2 separate regions of the Homo sapiens genome follow, and region 1 is linked to region 2. Evidence: chromatin loops called from intact Hi-C (ENCODE). Cell type or tissue: PC-3. All regions are shown on one strand. Links, peaks and the distances in the headings refer to the core of each region. The heading gives the core; the rest is flanking DNA.

Region 1 (2,833 bases), core at 120-2,619, 83 kb after region 2:
ACAAAATGTGTGTAATTTGTTTTTTTCTTTAAAAAATATTACAAACATCCACTGCTAATGAGCACAGAATTTCTTTCTGAGGTGTTAAAAAATTCTGAAGTTAGATATTGATGATAGTTACACAACTCTATGAATATACAACGAACCACTAAATTGTACTCTTTAAAAGGGTAACTTTTATAGTATGTGAATTAATCTTAATAAAGGTGTAATTAAAATGTTTAAAACTAGGAGTATCTTTAATGTTGTTTTACATATAAACATGAAATTATATTTATTTTATTTACAGGTTTTGTTTTGTGCTTAAGTTTATAAATAGTAAAGGAAAATTCTTTCCTTTTTTTTCCCGTGTAGAATTTTGAATAGTTTCTTAAAACTTATTATTTTTATTATAAAATAATTTTTATAATATTATAAAATTATTATAAAATATTCTTTTATTTATTATAGTTCTCAGTCAAGTGTAATGTAAAACCTTAAAATAAAAGCATAGAAAGACCCAGGAGTTCAAGACTAGCATAGGTAAGATGGCAAGACCCTGCCTATACACAAAAATAAATAAATTAATTATCTGGGTGTGGTGATATGTGTCTGTAGTTTCATCTGCTCAGGAGGCTGATGTGGGAGGATTCCTCGAGCCCAGGAATTTGAGGAGGCAGTGAGCTATGATCATGCCACTGCATTCCAACCTGGGTGACAGTGTGAGACCCAGTCTCACAAAAAAACAAACAACAACTACAAAACAAAAACAAAAAACACTAAATGAGACACTGTAATATAAATCAAAGTCCTCGTAAAACATAAAGCAGTATAAAATGAATGTCATTATTATAGTAAAATAAAAGGGTATAAGTTTATAATTTGTAAAGTTTCAAATGTACTGTTAAAATCTGTATTGGTTATGTAGGCTTTTCCCTCCCTGAGTTCCTTTAACCATGAGTCACTAAGAGAATAATCGTATTGTGATATAAAACATAAGAACACTATAAAGTGCCTATCAAATAGAAAGCACAGGCACTGGGAGAAGATTAGGAATGCATTGAACAGTAGGAAAAAGTTTTGCCTTCAATATTAGAAAAAATTTAATATCTAGACCATAATTGAAAGGTTTTCTGAATTTATTTTTGTCATTGTCCTGGATTCTTTTCACTATGAGTCATTTAATTCTTTAAAAAGATGTTATTTGTGGATTTGATGATGTTATAGCATAAAGTAAATATTTGCATTGTTACATTGTCATGTTACTGTTACATATTAAATTTTGCAAAATACTCTTTTGATGTGACATTCTAATAGGGACCTTGTCATCCATACAAAAAAATGTACTTAAGTAGCTTTTTTAAACTTATGGTTATGATTCTATGGCATGAGTCTTCCTTTAGTGAGACATATATAAATTAAATATTTCAAATTAAAATTAGTCATTGTGTACATAAGAATTATTTTTAAAACTGTAATGCGTGTAAAGCTGATAATTTGATCTTATTCTTTTTCTCAGGTTTTTTTAGTAAAAATAAATATCAAAAAATATCAGATTGGATCAGATGAAATTGCCATTTGTAGGCTCAGGATGATTATATATTGGCAATATCCTGTGGTTCAAATAAAAGCATTATGGATAGAGTGTATATTGCATTATACAAAGACATAGTGTCATTTCCCCCACAAAACTGTATTTTCCACTTGATAGGAAGAAGATATTAAGTAAAACTCCAAATTGGTTGGCATTACATTTTATCATGGTTAAATCCCTCAAGATGGCGGGTTCCTGGATACAGAATCAGTATTTCTACTATGCTAATCTCTGTGATTTTGTTACTAAGAGTAATATAGGGTTTTTGTTTAAAGTAATCTATTTACTGTAATCAAAACCAGTGCCATTCTAAATAGTTTTTGCTGGATTACTATCTAATCCACCTTCAGATTCTCTCTCAAAATTAATCTAAACCTGAAAAGAGAATGGGGAAGCAAACAGAGGGCAGAATAATGTCCTTAATATGAAGATTTATTTTGAAAAGAGTATTTTAGTCATAATAATTGTAATGTGCTGAAGCCATCATAGAAGCTTATCAAGTTTGAAATAGATGATCCCCAGATAACCTGGCTTGAGACAAGGGATTTCTTCTTCTTAGTACAAGTATTTTAATTTATTCCTGCATAATTTTTTTGATCTATATAATATCAATCATAATAATATGTTCTTATTTCATTGTAGAATGTTTTTGAGATTAAGTATAATAATATTCATAAGCATCATTTGAAAAATTTAAAAATAAAATTAGTTTTAATTTTTACATTTGTATTAATTTAAAATCGCAGTAATGCAATCACTTTAAGTATTGACAAAAATAATCCATGTTTCAATACGGTCTTAAAGCTAGTTATATGGCACTAAATAAGACAAAATAAAATGGCTCTATTTTTAAAACATTAACAAAATGTACTACTTTTATAATAATCCTGCTATCTAAAAATCTTTCCTCTAAAATTTTATATACAGGATTGCATTTTTAAAACTTTTTGAAAGAAAGCTCATTCAATTGTTTATTTTCATATTTATTTACAATCTGAAACATTGTTGTAACCTGAAATACTCTCATAGCCACCTCTTCAATTAACTAAATTAGTTTTATTGTATCACAAAGTGTGAATAAACCTTTGCTTTTTACATTGAAAGCAAGCATGGGATTTCTACTTATTAGTACAAGTATTTTAATTTCTTCCTGTATTTTTTAATCTTATAGTAAGTTGTCCTTTGAGAATACATTCTTTATATTAAATATAAAACAATTTATTGTGTTAGCTGAAATGCCTGTAGCTGAATGCATGACCC
Region 2 (2,833 bases), core at 245-2,744:
TCTTTTGAGGCCCTCAACTGATTGGATAAGGCCCACTCACAATATGGAAGGTGATCTGTTTTATTCAAAGTCCATTAATGAAAATGTTAATCACATTTAAAAATTACTTTCACAGCAACATCCAGACTAGTGTGGGACCAAATAACTGGGCACTGTGGACTAGCAGTGGTGACATAAAAGTAACTATCACATTCTGAAATGACATAAATGATATCAGGAAGGGTATTTATCAGGAACACTGGTAAATAAAATTTCTATTCAAGCACAGGCAAATTGAATTCCTCTGCCTCATTTTCAAGTTGGGAAAATGGAGGCATAACATTTATTATGTTTGAGGAAGAAGGAATATTTGGAAATGAATTTTAACTCACAATTCTATCTTGATGGATCAATGCACAATTTCATAAACACAGGGCACAAATAAGAGCTTGAAAAAGTTTTCTCCTTCATTTTTCAGGACTACATAGACATTATTCAGGATTATCATTTTTCATGTCCTTTGTTATCCCAAACATATACAATGGTAATAGATATGAAAGTTATTTTCGTATGTTGATTTGTTGGGGCTTGCATGACATTGTACCACAGACTGGATGGCATTAATAACAAAAAATTATTTTCCCCAATTCTGAAGACCATAAGTCTAAGACCAAGGTGTCCACAGAGTAGGTTTCTTTTGAGAACTCTCTTCTTGCCTTGCAATGGCTGTCTTCTCATTGTGCTCTCACATAGTTGCTCCTCTCGAGGTTTGTGTGTTATTTGCATCCTAATTGCCTCTGTTTATAAGGACACCAATCATATTAGATTAGGGCCCACCCATATAACTTTATTTTATCTTAATTACTTTTACAAAAGCCTTATTTCCAAATGCAGTCATATTCTGAGGTACTGGGGGTCAGAACTTCAACATATAAGTTGGAAGATAGAGATGCAATTTAGCCCATAATACCTGGAAAATATCCAATGAATGAATATTTTCTGTCCACTAATGGAAAATCAGTAGCTTTGATCTATTTTTCAAGCTTAAACATTTTCTACTAATAAAACACCATATTAAAATATTACATATGTACAGAAAAACCAAAAATAATAAGTGTACAGCTCAATGCATTATCAAAAACAAACATGCTCTTGACAAGAAATAGATTATTACCTGAACTCCAGAATCTCCTATCATATCCCCTCCAAATTGCTACACTCATCTCTTCCCAAAGTTAACCACTATCTTGCCCTGTTTATTTTTGAATTTTAGATGAATGTAATATTTTATGTCTGGATTCATTGGCTCAACAGTATGTTTATAAGATTCATCCTTCTTGTATGTGTGGCAGTAGTTTATTTTTATTACGGTAGAATATTTGTTATGTGATTATATCACAATGTATTCACTTTGTTTCCAGTTATTGGTTATTATGAATCACATTGCTAAGAATATTTATCTAAATCTCTTAAAACACTTTATGTTGTGAGTCACTATGTCAAAATTACTTTTTGTTAAAGAAAGGAATAAGAAGTACCTTTTCTCACAAAGTTTATATTTGAAAATACTGTTATTATGTTGGTGCAAAACCAATTGCTGTCTTTGCTATTAAAAGTAACGGCAAAAACCGCAATTACTTTTGTACCAACCTGTTCACAAGTTTTTTTTGTTTTTTACTTGCTTGTTTTGATACATGTATGTCAGGCATTGTGCTAAGAGCAATTGTAGATACATTGATGAGCACCTTCTAAACTTCTTTGAAGGATTTTGAAGTACAGTGGAGTGGGGCAGTGGTTTGCAAAGTATGGTCTATAGACAAGAAACTCCCTGTCAGCATAAATTGGGAATTTATTATGAAAAGAAATTCTCATATTATTAAATCATGAACTCCAGGAATGGAACCTGGAAATCTGTGATTTAGCAAGTGCTCCAGGTGATTCTGATACATACTGAAGTTTCAGAACCATTCTGACGAAAGAAAGTGAGAAGACAGAAAATGAAAACACAATGCACACTTTCTTTTATAGAAGCCAAGGGAGTCAGTGGTAGGGCCACTTAAATCAGCGTCAGTTTTTAATAAAGACAGAAGCCTTTTTTAGATGACCTTAACATTTTTTATCATTAGTAGGAACAACATTTACCTGCTGGCTTTTAATTTCCTTCAAGCTTGTCTCAAAATCTGTCACCATCTGTTAGATAAAGGTCACCTATATTGCAGCATTACGTTATCCAGCTAGGCAGTAAGGGAGCAGCCCAAATTCAACACTTTTATAGTGGTATTCCTGTTAACACTGAGACTTGTCAAACTCCAAACCCTCTTAGCTGGATCTATTATATATGCCAGGTCTTGTCTTACCTATTTAGAAGTGAAAAAAATAGTCAGACTCCTTCTCAACAAAACATTATAGCATGATGAGAAATAGTACAGGCTCTGAGGAAGAGATTCACGTTCTGTTTGCTTCTTAACTATGTGGCTTTAAACAGATTCCTTAACCCCACTCTATCTTAGTTGTTTCCTCTGTAAAATGGGGATGATAACAATATCTAACTTGTAGGGTTGGAATAAGGATCCAAGGAAGTAATACTCAGAAAACGCTTAGACCTATGATTAGTATATTAAAATGACTCAATAAATGCTGAATTTTTCTTAGTGGAATTCGCAGTCCTATTTCTTTTTTATTAATATTATTACATTAAAGCAACTTTCCAGCGTAACAATTTACTTTAAACAAGTGGGTTGCTTTTTTGATTATGAGTAACTTTGACAGATGAACTGTTGTATATTATATGTACTATTTTACAATATGAAATACATTGCATTCATACAGATTGTTATACCATGTATAATATAAA

The links. A loop is a pair of places that touch in the nucleus more often than their neighbours do. Peaks named below come from ENCODE experiments on the same cell type or tissue, not always from the same donor. Only the 100,000 strongest peaks of a DNase experiment are listed, where the experiment ranks them.
Region 1: a loop joins it to region 2, with 12 times the contacts of the local background. A loop is called at or near these places in 1 of 110 quality-filtered maps.

What each region holds. Positions count from the first base shown.
Region 1 is chr4:129,911,376-129,914,208 of GRCh38, forward strand. The region is part of intron 13 of LINC02465 (long intergenic non-protein coding RNA 2465); the gene reads left to right. Among named protein-coding and RNA genes, the nearest start is that of LINC02465, 140 kb to the left of the region's middle. In PC-3, for the core only: no CTCF peak of the experiment used is centred there; no DNase peak of the experiment used is centred there; H3K27ac peaks cover 1,194 bases.
Region 2 is chr4:129,827,769-129,830,601 of GRCh38, forward strand. All of the region lies in intron 8 of LINC02465 (long intergenic non-protein coding RNA 2465), which reads left to right. Among named protein-coding and RNA genes, the nearest start is that of LINC02465, 58 kb to the left of the region's middle. In PC-3, for the core only: no CTCF peak of the experiment used is centred there; no DNase peak of the experiment used is centred there.